Regions from separate parts of the Homo sapiens genome. Here region 1 is linked to region 2. The links are chromatin contacts, found by Hi-C or POLR2A ChIA-PET in ENCODE. All regions are on one chromosome and are shown on one strand. The core of a region is the stretch at or near the end of the contact, and the rest is flanking DNA. Distances in the headings are between cores, read along the strand shown. Region 1 holds the start of CDC42EP2 (CDC42 effector protein 2). Region 2 holds the start of SAC3D1 (SAC3 domain containing 1).

Evidence for each region. A loop is a pair of places that touch in the nucleus more often than their neighbours do. ChIA-PET counts read pairs that join two places held with the same protein, here RNA polymerase II (POLR2A). Pooled maps may share reads with other maps.
Region 1: a pooled map shows a loop between it and region 2 (4-fold over the local background). The contact joins the promoter of CDC42EP2 here to the promoter of SAC3D1 in region 2. A Hi-C loop is called at or near these places in 4 of 50 pooled maps. POLR2A ChIA-PET finds 5 or more read pairs at or near these places in 6 of 52 experiments (B cell, CD8-positive, alpha-beta memory T cell, GM12878 and 3 more).

The regions. Positions count from the first base shown.
Region 1 is chr11:65,311,890-65,318,163 of GRCh38, forward strand. It overlaps CDC42EP2 (CDC42 effector protein 2), which reads left to right and starts at 2,977. Exons shown (of 2, transcript NM_006779.4): 1 at 2,977-3,065. It overlaps LOC105369344 (a long non-coding RNA gene), which reads right to left and starts at 2,800. Exons shown (of 3, transcript XR_007062727.1): 1 at 1,882-2,800. RefSeq lists silencers at 2,635-3,014, 3,475-3,604, 3,775-3,934.
Region 2 is chr11:65,036,726-65,042,878 of GRCh38, forward strand. SAC3D1 (SAC3 domain containing 1) reads left to right here and starts at 4,485. Exons shown (of 2, transcript NM_013299.4): 1 at 4,485-5,141. The coding sequence starts at 4,568. It overlaps SNX15 (sorting nexin 15), which reads left to right. Exons shown (of 8, transcript NM_013306.5): 7 at 1,847-2,104; 8 at 2,961-3,847. The coding sequence ends at 3,067. It overlaps ARL2-SNX15 (ARL2-SNX15 readthrough (NMD candidate)), which reads left to right. Exons shown (of 11, transcript NR_037650.2): 10 at 1,847-2,104; 11 at 2,961-3,847. RefSeq lists enhancers at 2,085-2,134, 2,205-2,324 and silencers at 4,404-5,083, 5,104-5,153.

The DNA of each region.
Region 1 (6,274 bases), core at 1,727-4,226, 270 kb after region 2:
GGAGTTTGAGAGCAGCCTGGCCAACATGGTGAAACCCTATCTATACTAAAAATACAAAAATTAGCCAGGCATGGTGGCGGGCGTCTGTAACCCCAGCTACTCGGGAGGCTGAGGCAGGAGAATCGCTTGAACCTAGGAGATGGAGGTTGCAGTGAGCCGAGGTTGCACCACTGCACTCCAGCCTGGGCAATAGAGCAAGACTCTATCTCAAAAAAAAAAAAAAAAAAAGGCCAATGTGTGAGTCTCACTGAGCTAAGATCAAGGTGAGGAGGTGAGGGCAGGGCTGTGTTCCTTCTGGAGCCTCTAGGGTAGATAGGGTAGAACCTGTTTCCTTGTATTTTCCAGCTTCTGAAGCAGTTCCTTGGTTTGGGGCCTCTGCCTCCATCTTCAAAGGCAGCAACACATCATTTCTCTGGCCCTTCAGTCATCACATCTCTCTCTTTTTTTTTTGAGACGGAGTCTCGCTGTGTCACTCCAGCTAGAGTGCAATGGCACAATCTCGACTCACTGCAACCTCTGTCTCCCAGGTTCAAGCGATTTTCCTGCCTCAGCCCCCCAAGTAGCTGGGACTACAGGCACGTGTCACCACACCCAGCTAATTTTTTGTATTTTTAGTAGAGACGGGGTTTCACCGTGTTAGCCAGGATGGTCTTGAACTCCTGACCTTGTGATCCACCCGTCTCAGCCTCCCAAAGTGCTGGGATTACAGGCGTGAGTCGTGAGCCACCACGCCCGGCCTATCACATCTCTTTCTCTGTCTCCTGCTTCTACTTTTAAAAACCCTTGTTATTACACTGGCCCACCCAGATACTTCAGCATAAGCTATTTTAAAGTCAGCTGATTTGCAACCATAATTTCATTGGCAATTTTCTTTTTTTTCTTTTTTTTTTTTTTGAGACGGAGTCTCGCTCTGTCGCCCAGGCTGGAGTGCAGTGGTGCGATCTCGGCTCACTACAAGCTCCGCCTCCCAGGTTCATGCCATTCTCCTGCCTCAGCCTCCTGAGTAGCTGGGACTACAGGCGCCCGAGTAGCTGGGACTGCAGGTGCCTGCCACCATGCTCGGCTAATTTTTTTTTTTTTTTGTATTTTTAGTAGAGACGGGATTTCACCATATTAGCCAGGATGGTCTCGATCTCCTGACCTCGTGATCCACCTGCCTTGACCTCCCAAAGTGCTGGGATTACAGGCATGAGCCACGGCGCCCAGCCCTCATTGGCAATTTTCATTTCCATTTCTCATGTAACAAAACATATTCATAGATTACACAGGTTCGGATGTGGGCTTTTTTTCTTTTCTTTTTTTTTTTTTACATGGGTTTTTGCTCTATTGCCCAGGCTGGAGTGCAGTGGCGTGATCACAGCTCACTGCAGCCTTAACCTCCCAGGTTCAAGCAATTCTCCTACCTAAGCCTCCAGAGTACCTGGGACTACAGGCTTGAGCCACCATGTCCGGCTAATTTATTTGTTGTAGAAACAGGGTCTCACTATGTTGCTCAGGCTGGTGTCAGTGTCAAACTCCTGGACCCAAGCAATCCTCCCACCTTGGCCTCCCAAAGTGCTGGGATTATAGGCATGAGCCACAGCACCTGGCTAGATGTGAACATATTTAGGGGGGCTGTTATTTTACCTACCATGATCCCCTTCTTCCCATCCGGACCTCCCAGCTTGTCTGGCATCTTCCCCCACCCCCAGCATCCTGCCTCCCCCACTGAGGTCTTCCCGGCTCTGCCTCCCTAAAAGCCCTTCCCACACTGACAGCATTGAAGCCAACCATCCTGGTCACACTGAGCTGGCATAGCTGTCATCCTCTAGAAAGTGAGGTCTGTCCACCCCGTCACTACCCACCACTTCCTCTGCCCCACTCTTCTTAGCACTTACCCACCTGGAAGGGTATCATGATGTACCTGGGAACTTGGATTTCCCCCATTTCCCTTCTCTGGGCTGCAGGTCCCAATCCAGAGGCTGAATCCCCAGGGACAAGAACAGCGCTAGGCACTTGGTAGATACTCAACAAATCTCTCTTGAGTCACTGAGAGGTGCAGTTTCCTTCAGTCTGTCTCCAGCACCCTGTGCGGTGCCTGCCCTTCAAAACATGTTTCTGGGCCGGGCGCGGTGGCTCACGCCTGTAATTGCAGCACTTCGGGAGGCCGAGGCGGGCAGATCACTTGAGGTCGGGAATTCGAGACCAGCCTGGCCAACATGGAGAAACTCCGTCTCTACTAAGAATACAAAAATTAGCCAGGTGTGCTGGCACATGCCTGTAATCCCAGCTACTCGGGAGGCTGAGGCAGGAGAATCTCTTGAACCCAGGAGACGGAGGTTGCGGTGAGCAGTCTGGGCAACAAGAGCGAAACTCTGTCTCAAAAAAAAAAAAAGTTTCTGGCCCTGTAGGAATGACTGACTGACTGACTGAAAGAATGAATGGACCAGGAACTAGTCTGAATATGAGCCCCACCTTCACTCTGGAAGCCTGACAGCAAAGACGGGGGTCCAGGCCACGCGGCCTCTGCCTTCCCATACTGTCTTTTCTAGTGGGAGGTAAACTGATCAACTAGCTTGTAAGTTTGTAGTATTCTAACGTAGGCGCTTCCAAGGAAGTCGCTGAATATACTTGTGCCGGCGCTTCCCCGACGCAGCCCTGCAGGGAAGGATCCGGTCCAAGGTCTCTCTGCGATTTCTGAAGAATTCGGTCTTCCCGGAGCCTCTCCCCCGGCTCTTCTAGAACCGAAGGTTTTAGTTCCCATGGGCACAGCCGGAGGCCGCCTGCGCCACCCGGCCCTCAGCCGCCAGAACCAGGACAGGACTCCAGGGCGCGCGCGACCGCTGGACCCGGGAGCGGCACCTCCCACGCCGGGAGCCCCGGGCGGTGCCCGGAGTGGGGCGGGGCCTGGGCGGGGATGGGGAGGGGCTTGGCTGGCGCGGCCCCGGCATTGGCTCCGCGGGCCGGGGCGGGGCTGCGGGGTCCGCGGTGCACTCTGTAAGTTCACCGCCGGTCGGGTCCGGCCGCCGCGCTGTCCAGCTCCTGAGACCTTGCTGTCCGCCGGTCTGCCGTCTGCGCGCCTCACGGTGAGTTCGGGCTGGGATTTTCGCAGCTTCGCGGGGGTCCCCCGAGAGGCCCATCTCTGTGGCGCCCCGCCCCAGCTCGCGCCCTGGCTCTGCCTCTCACCTCACTCAGTTCCTTTCGAGGGCTCCTAGGGCTCCATGGGGCTTCCCACCCGCATCTGGGTTCCCGCAGCCTCGCCCGTGCCCGCCACGGTCCGTGGGGGCGCAACGCATCCCGACCCCGAATTCCCCGTTCTGCCCTCCATTTTGTGTCCGGGCCCCCGCCCCCCTCCCGAGACCCAGGGGTGCCCCGCCGCCCAGCATCCCCACCGGGGCTGGGGGCCGTATTTTTAGCCGATAGTGAGTTGTTCTCCTATCTTTAGCTGCGGCCGCGAATGTCCTGAAACGGATCCGGGCTGGGCTGGGCTCCGCCCGGGTAGGAGTGGGGAGGGGTCGGCGCAGGAACCCGAGCCGGAGCTAAGGAGCCGGACCCGTGGGAGGGGCGGGGGCCCGCACGCCCGAGCTCTGGCCCTGTGCCGAGCGGACACTAGGACATCGCCCAGGCCGGAAAGCACAGGGGGGAGGCTCCTCCCAGAGCTTGGAGACTAGGGCAGGGTCCCCAATCGCCCCCTTTTTCCCCGATTGTGGGACCAGAAACCCCGAAGCAAAAAGATCTCGCAGGTAATCCCCATCTGGTACTTGAACGCGCAGCTCCTTGGGGACCGCCTGCCTGGAGCCCGGGGGAGGGGCGCTGGAGACCCCGGTGCGCTCTCGGAGTCCTCCGGGACACGAGGCGATCAAGGGAGCACGCGCGCCACCTGGCGGCCGCGGAGCCGGGCACCTCTCCGGAGGCACCGGGACCCCGGGAGACCCAGCGGCCGCTAGAGGGTCTCTGCATCCTCGAGGTCTAGGAGGGCGGGAGGAGGTGGACGCCTGGGGTCAGGAGCCCTTCGTTTTTGCTATTGTTCAAAGCACTGGCCCCGGAGAATCGAAGTGCTTGAGGAAGGAAGGCCTTGTAGATATTTGCTGAATGAATGATAAAACCTACAGTGACCCGCTGAACCCCGCTATTGTACATTGGCGCTCTCACCTGCAATATTGCAGTGGGATCTCCAGTGGCCCTTTAGTGGTGGCTTCGTTGTCAGCCCATTTTATAGATGGGAAAGGTGAGACCCAGAGAGGAGAGGCGTCTTGCTGAAGGTTACTGAGGAAGTCCCAGGTGGAGCTGGATTTAAGGACAGTCTCCTGATTTAGGAGAAGAGGGGGTGTGAGGTGGCCTAATATTCTTCATGATAGGAGGATCCCTGCCTGCCGGAAGTCATTTTCTCATTGGGAGGTCCAGGGCTCCTGTCCAGGGCAATCACAGAGAGCTAGGATGCTCCTATCTGCTCCCCGACTGCTGCAGGGAGCTCCCCTCCCAGCTCCCCACAGCCCTGTCCTGATGGAGACCTCATTCTCATATCTCTGGACACATGAAAGTTGGGCAGACGGGGGCAGCCAAAGGTCAGGATGTAGATGGAGGAGATCTGGGGACCCACTGTTCCCAGCCTAGCTGTGAGCCCCTTTCTCTCCCGCTCCCCAAACATATTATGGAAGTAGGCGTGGCCCACTGCATGGGAACCACGTGGACCAGGCTGGGTACCCACTCTTCCACTTCCTAACTGGATGACGTCGCCAATGTTACTTAACATCTCTGAGGTTCAGCTTCGACTTCTGTAAAGGGCCGTAATGACCCCACCATGCCGTGACTGGGAGCTTTAAGATGAGAAACTGTGCGTGGCAAGCTGGATCCTAGGGTCTTGCAGTTGCCAAATCTAAATTCCTGGGGCGTGAGGGTTGTAATTCCCAGCTCTCCCCTGGGCCGCTGATGCTGGCCTCACCCTCGATTCTCCCCACATCTGGAATTGGGTGTGTACATCTGGCTGTGAGTGAGACAGCTGTCAGGGACGCCCAATTTGTTGTGGAAACACTCAGGCTGTCTTGGCGCTGCCGTGTGATGGGGTTGGGGGTGCGGGGAGGACCTGGCCCAGGCTCTGGGTACATCCCACCAGTCAGCCCCACGCTCCATGAGTGAAAAGGAAGACAAGCCCCCCCCAGGACTTCTCTCCTGACGAGCGACAAATTGCATGTTTGTCAGCATGGCCCCCAGGCCTGGCATGGTTGACACAGGATGAATGCGTGACGGGATTCCAAGACCTCAGGGTGCCCATGCGTCCCCACCCTTCCCCCAGCTCCTTGCAAGCTGAGCTGGATTTCCGCCACGGGAGAGTCATTCCTTTGTTTCCTGTTAAGCTCCAGGTGCTCTGGGAGGGGTAAGATGTCCGGCCTCTGTGGCTCAGTACGACTGACCCGGGTGTCCGGTCCTGGGGTGGGGTTTCCTGAGCAAGGGCCTCAGCTGGTGGGGGGAGGGGGGCAGTTGGACTCTGCTTCTCCTGCATCCTCCTTCCTCCTTCCTGCTCCCGCCTCCCAACCCCCTCACCCCCACCCTCACCCTGCCCAGAATGAAAACTGAGGCAAAGAACTGGCAAGAGCCACCTTTGGTGAGCCCCTGGCTGGGCCTGGGGAGGGAGTGGTACAGGAGGGTGGGCTCATCTGGCTTGAATTCCCATGCTGCCCTTACTCACTGGGTGACCTTGGACAAGTTTCTCTCTTTGCCTTTTATGCTGAGTCTACATCTGGGCTCATGTGTACTGGACCAATCAGGTCCCATGTGCGTCCCCCACCCTCAAGCAGAGGGAGTGCTTGCTTCATTTCTTTTTTCTGTTAAATCAGTATGACACCCCTTCATAGCTATTTATTTTTACACATTAAAAATAGCTTAATTTTTTTCTGACTACATAAATATGTGCATATAAATAATACATTGCTTATTAGTAAGAATTTGAATTCATAGAGGTCTGAACAAGAAAGGAAACATCAACCTGAAATTCTACCACTTTGAGAAAACCACTGTTCCATCTTTTCATATTTATATATATTACACACATTTATCATGTCATAGTCATGGGACCAAAATATTATAGGTTATTTTTATTGATGACTCCTTTCCTCCCATATCAGTGACCCCACCCCCCATCCCTGCTGTGTACCCTAGTCAAGGTAGCCCATATGACAACCTAGGGCTGGCCTTCTAGATTTTTCTCTGTGTTTTAAATTTTTTTTTTAATTTTTTTTATTTTTTTTGAGGCGGAGTCTCACTCTGTCACCCAGGCTGGAGTGCAGTGGCACGATCT
Region 2 (6,153 bases), core at 3,235-5,734:
TGCAGTGGCGCGATCTCAGCTCACTCCCACCTCCGCCTCCCGGATTCAAGCGATTCTCCTGCCTCAGCCTCCTGAGTGGCTGGGACTACAGGCGCGCGCCACCACGCCTGGCTAATTTTTGTATTTTGAGTAGAGACAGGGTCGCACCATTTTGGTCAGGCTGGTCTCAAACTCCTGACACTCAAGTGATCCACCTGCCTCCGCCTCCCAGAGTGCTGAGATTACGGGCGTGAGCCAAAATGCCCTGCCTCTTTCACTTTTCTTGTTCTGCCTCCTCCCGTTCCTGCTCCTGCCTCTCCAGGGTTGGGGAGTGGGAAGAAGGAATGGGAGGGAAAGGCAATGTTGGTGTCACAGGGCTGTTATGCCTGGCCTCTGGGTGGCAGGCATCCAAGTGCTCTGTCCTTGTGCCAGCTGAGTCCCTGCTGGGCAGCTAGCTGCCTGGGCAGGAGCTTTTCTATTTTTTTTCCTCTCCTTTTTAATTTTTTTATTTTTTTTTATTTATTTTTTGAGACAGAGTCTGGCTCTGTCACCAGGCTAGAGGGCAGTGGTGCGATCACGGCTCACTGCAGCCTCCAACTCCTAGGCTTAAGCGATCCTCCCACCTCAGCCTCCCAAATAGCTGGGACAGGACCACAGGCATGCACCATCATGCCCAGCTAAGTTTTTGATTTTTTGTAGAGATGAGATCTCACTATGTTGCCCAGGCTGGTCTCAAGCTCCTGGACTCAAGTAGTCCTCCCACCTCAGCCTCCCAAAGTGCTGGATCATAGGCATGAGTGACTGTGTCCAGCCAGGATCTTTTCAAGACCCTTCACAGACAGCTCCAATGAGACATTCACTCAGCCCATGGGAAAAGTCCCCAAAGCCTGGAACTGCAGTGTGCTCAGACACTGCCTTATTTCCCTACCCTGCCATGGTGGGCACCTCCAACAAGCCTCTCACCACCAGAATTCTCGAGGCAAGGAGTGGGCACCTGTGTCTCCCTTCTTCACAGCAAACTCCTTAACTCGAGTGTGCAGGTGTCCCAGGTACTCTTCTGCTCTCTGCTCCCTGAGCAATACATGGAGGGCTGTAGGCCCAGCCAGGAGGTGCCTTCTCCCTCCTGCAGGAGGCCCGGACTTCTCAGGGCTCTCATGGAACTCACAGGGATGGGGTTAGAGAGGCACCCACTTTTTCCCTCTCCAGGATGATAGGGTATCATGATGCTTCCTGCCCCCGCACCTTCCCCTCAGAGGCCTTTTCACCAAAGGTGCACCAGATTTCCAGTCGCCTCGTGTGTAAGCTGCAGGTAGGATGTCCGACCCCCTTTTAGCCAGTCCAGGGGGATATAATGAGCCTTTACCTGGGAAATGTGAGGACACCTGTCACTCACTGTCTTTACATTTGGGGGCCTCAGCTGAAACTGCAAGGCTTCAGAAAACCCCTGAGATTCTCTAAGTCTCCTATTCTAAGATTATTCCAAGTCTTGGAGCATTTCTACCCTCAGCCTGGTGGTGGTGGCCTAGCATCCTTCAGGGAAACTTTCTGGAGGGGATTTTTGGATTTCTAGGTCAACTGGAGTCAAGAGGGAAATAGGACCAGTGACCCAGAGCTTACAAACTAGAGTGTGTACCTAAAGACATAATTAGGAAGGTAAGGCTGTTTTTACAGAAGCACATGAACCCTATCGATCAAATAGCTCATGGCTAGTTTTTGATCCACAGACGACTTCTGGATTGCTCTGGCATTGGTCCCCTCTACTGGGGACAGGCTGATACCCTGATGGACAAAAGAAGTCTTGGGGTTGGGCAGAGGGCCTGGGAAAGGAAGGGCCAGTCTGGTCCGAGTCCTCCCTTTCTAACTGCAGAAGGCGCAGCCCCCAGCCCCACCCATGTGGCTGAGCTGGCAACGATGGAGGTGGAGTCTGCAAGGCTGGACCAGGAACCCTGGGAGCCAGGAGGGCAGGAGGAGGAAGAGGATGGGGAAGGAGGGCCCACCCCTGCCTACCTAAGCCAGGCCACAGAGCTCATCACCCAGGCCCTGCGGGATGAGAAGGCAGGCGCTTACGCTGCTGCACTCCAGGGCTATCGAGACGGCGTGCACGTCTTGCTTCAGGGAGTCCCCAGTGAGTAGGGACTGAGGGTGGAGGGTCAGGCCTGGGTCCCAGGTGGGGCAGTGATGAAGGGAGCAAAAAAACAAGCAAATCACGGATCAGGAGCCCTTTTACTCCTCACTGACCAGCTGTGTAACCTGGGCAGATTTTTGTTTCTGTTTTTTTGTTGTTGTTGTTTTTAACCTCTTGTGGCCTCAGTTTTCTTCTTCCTCTTTTTTTTTTTTTTTTTTTGAGACAGAGTCTTGCTCTTGTTGCAGGCTGGAGTGCACAATCTCGGCTCACTGCAACCTCCGCCCCCCAGGTTCAAGTGATTCTACTGCCTCAGCCTCCCGACTAGCTGGGATTACAGGCGCCCACCACCATGCCTGGCTAATTTTTGAATTTTTATTTTTTATTTATTTTTATTTATTTATTTTTATTTTTTGAGACAGAGTCTCGCTCTGTCGCCCAGGCTGGAGTGCAGTGGCACAATCTTGGCTCACTGCAACCTCCACCTCCCAGGTTCAAGCCATTCTCCTGCCTCAGCCTCCTGAGTAGCTGGGATTACAGGCACGTGCCACCACGCCCAGCGAATTTTTGTAGTTTTAGTAGAGATGGGCTTTCACCATGTTGGTCAGGCTGGTCTCGAACCCCTGACCTCGTGATCCACCCACCTCGGCCTCCCAAAGTGCTGGGATTACAGGCGTGAGCCACCGCGCCCAGCATGGCCTCAGTTTTCTTATTTGTAGACTGAGGAGAATGGATGCTGGGCCCCAGAGAGGAGGGAAAAGCACATGGTGATGCTCTGCGAATTGTAAAGGACCCGACCAGGGGTTCTGACCAGGCCAGTGGTGCCCAGGTGCCTCAGCTGAGCATTCTCTCTCCACAGGTGACCCGTTGCCTGCCCGCCAGGAAGGTGTGAAGAAGAAGGCAGCTGAGTACCTGAAGCGGGCAGAGGAGATCCTGCGCCTGCACCTGTCTCAACTCCCACCCTAACAGGGAGTGGGCCATTCCCTGGGACTCTCGCTCCTGCACTGCCAGCCCCTTCTCCTCTCCCCAGGGCCTGGCCCTACCTCCTGGTCTTGTAATTACAGGAGCCATTTCTGTAGGTAACTGGACCAAGAATGAGAAAAATAATGAATTCTTAGCTCCCTGATTACACCTGCCACCTTGGAATCAAGGACTCACACTTCTGACCCTGCCTGTCTTTTTGGGGTTTTTTTGAGTTGGAGTCTCGCTGTGTCGCCCAGACTGGAGTGCAGTGGTGGGATCGCGGCTCACTGCAACCTCCACCTCCCAGGTTCAAGCAGTTCTCCTGTCTCAGCCTCCCCAGTAGCTGAGATTGCAGGCACATGCCACCACGCCCAGCTAATATTTTGTATTTTCAGTAGGGACGGGGTTACACCATGTTGGCCAGGCTGGTCTCGAACTCCTGACCTCAAGTGATCCACCCGCCTCAGTCTCCCAAAGTGCTGAGATTACAGGCATGAGTCACTACGCCCGGCCCATGTCTGTCTGTCTTGATGTGTGAGCAGCAGCTGTGGTCATTAAACCATTAGTTTACCCCTCTAGAACTGGGGTCTGCAAACTCCCACCTGCAGCCAAATCTGGCCCACCTCCTTTTTAATGTAAGGGCTGTGAGAGTGGTTTTTACTTTTTTTAATGATTAAAAAAATCAAAATAATATTCTGTGACAATGACAGGTGAAATTTATATGTGACAAGTGAAAATTATATGAAATTTAAGAGTCCATAAATAAAATTTGTTGGAACACAACCAGGCTAATTCATTTAGTATTGTGATAGCTGCTTTCGCGCTACACTGGCAGTTGAAACAGTTGCAGAGTTGAGTCTTTGCCGCCTGCAAATCCCAAAACATTTACAACCTGGCCCTTTGCAGAAAACATTTGCTGGCCCCTGAGCTAGAAAATAGGGAGCATAGTCTCAGGGAAATAGAGGACAAGCCGATGGAGCCGGTTTATTGGGTGGAAGGGACGAAGGAGAGGAACCCAAAGCCCGGGTACTTGTCTCAGAGGCCCCAAAGCCAAATCCTGATTGCTCAGCGGGCTGGAAGGCGTGGCCTCAGCCCCGCCCCGCCCCGCCTCACCACAAAGCGGTTGGTTGCGGCAGGGACTACACCGGTGTATCATGGGAGCGGCCCGGGCTACACGTTAAAAACACTAAGGGGAGCGCGCGAAGCTGAACTTGGCGCTCGATGGGGGCCGTTAGCCGCCCTAGAGCGCGCGGAGCCGCAGAGGCGTAGCTGGACTACAACGCAGTGCATCTCGGGAGGCCAACTCGACTGGACTGGGTGAGAGGACAGAGGTGGCTCGATGGGCGGCCCGAAGGCCGGGGATCATGGCGGGAAGGCGGGCCCAGACAGGTTCAGCCCCGCCCCGACCCGCCGCTCCCCACCCCCCGGCCGGCCTCGCGTGCCTTCCCGCAGCACTGCCGTCCCCGGGATGCTGAGCGCCCACCGTCTCCCCGCAGCCCCCTCATGCCCGGCTGCGAGCTGCCCGTGGGCACCTGCCCGGACATGTGCCCGGCCGCCGAGCGCGCCCAGCGCGAAAGGGAGCACCGCCTGCACCGCTTGGAGGTGGTGCCGGGTTGCCGCCAGGACCCGCCCCGCGCGGATCCGCAGCGCGCGGTGAAGGAGTACAGCCGACCCGCCGCCGGCAAGCCCCGGCCCCCGCCCAGCCAGTTGCGTCCGCCCTCCGTGCTGCTGGCCACCGTGCGCTACCTGGCCGGTGAGGTGGCGGAGAGCGCCGACATCGCCCGCGCCGAGGTGGCCAGCTTCGTGGCAGACCGCTTGCGAGCTGTGCTCCTGGACCTGGCGCTGCAGGGAGCGGGCGACGCCGAGGCAGCTGTGGTGCTGGAGGCGGCGCTGGCCACGCTGCTGACCGTAGTGGCGCGGCTCGGGCCCGACGCGGCGCGGGGACCCGCGGACCCGGTGCTGCTGCAGGCCCAGGTGCAGGAGGGCTTCGGCTCGCTGCGGCGCTGCTACGCGCGGGGCGCCGGGCCGCACCCCCGCCAACCCGCCTTCCAGGGCCTCTTTCTGCTCTATAACCTGGGTGAGTCGGGATCCTGGCGGCTGGGCAGAGCGTGGGGACAGGAGCCCACCATGACAGTGGAGGTAGGGAAAGGAAGGATTAGCTTTAACATCTCACCATTAGCCCCCTCCCAGGACAGCACAAGATCCACCGAGCCCCGACGTGGGACCTCGGGCCCATCTCTGGGTCTTAGTTGTCTCAGGAATAAAAGTGGAGGGGGCAAGGGTGGAAAGGGAGAATTGGTCTAAATAGTGATTTTCAAACTTTTTTTTTTTTGAGTCTCGCTCTGTCGCCCAGGCTGGAGTGCAGTGGCGCGATCTCGGCTCACTGCAACCTCCGCCTCCCTGGGTCAAGCGATTCTTCTGCCTCAGCCTCCTGAGTAGCTGGGATCACAGGCGCGCGCCACCACACCCAGCTAATTTTTGTATTTAGTAGAGACGGGGGTTTCACCATGTTGGTCAGGCTGGTCTCGAACTCCTGACCTCGTGATCCGCCCACCTTGGCCTCACAAAGTGCTGGGATTACAGGCGTGAGCCACCGCGCCCGGCTGATTTTCAAACTCTTTTAACCTCCCCGCCCAGTCAGGGTTACCAAGCAAACAAGAACACATATGCCCACGAATATACCTGAGACAGAAGTTTAAGGCATTAGAGATACTTTCTATGGGCGATGCATTCCAATAAACTCTTATTATTTGTTTCTTTCTTTGTTTTTGAGACAGAGTCTAGCTCTGTCGCCCAGGCTGGAGTGCGGTGGCATGATCTTGCCTAACTGCAACCTCCGCCTCCCGGGTTCAGGCTATTCGCCTGCGTCAGCCTCCCAAAGAGCTGGGACTACAGGCGTGCACCACCACACCCGGCTAGTGTTTGGATATTTAGTAGAGACAGGCCAACACCATGTTGGCCATGCTGGTCTCGAACTCCTGACCTCAAAATGATAGCTCACCTCTGCCTCCCAAAGTGCTGGGATTACAGGCGTGAGTCACTGCACCCGGCCTGTTTGTGTTTTTTGAGACAGGGTCTCACTCTTGCCC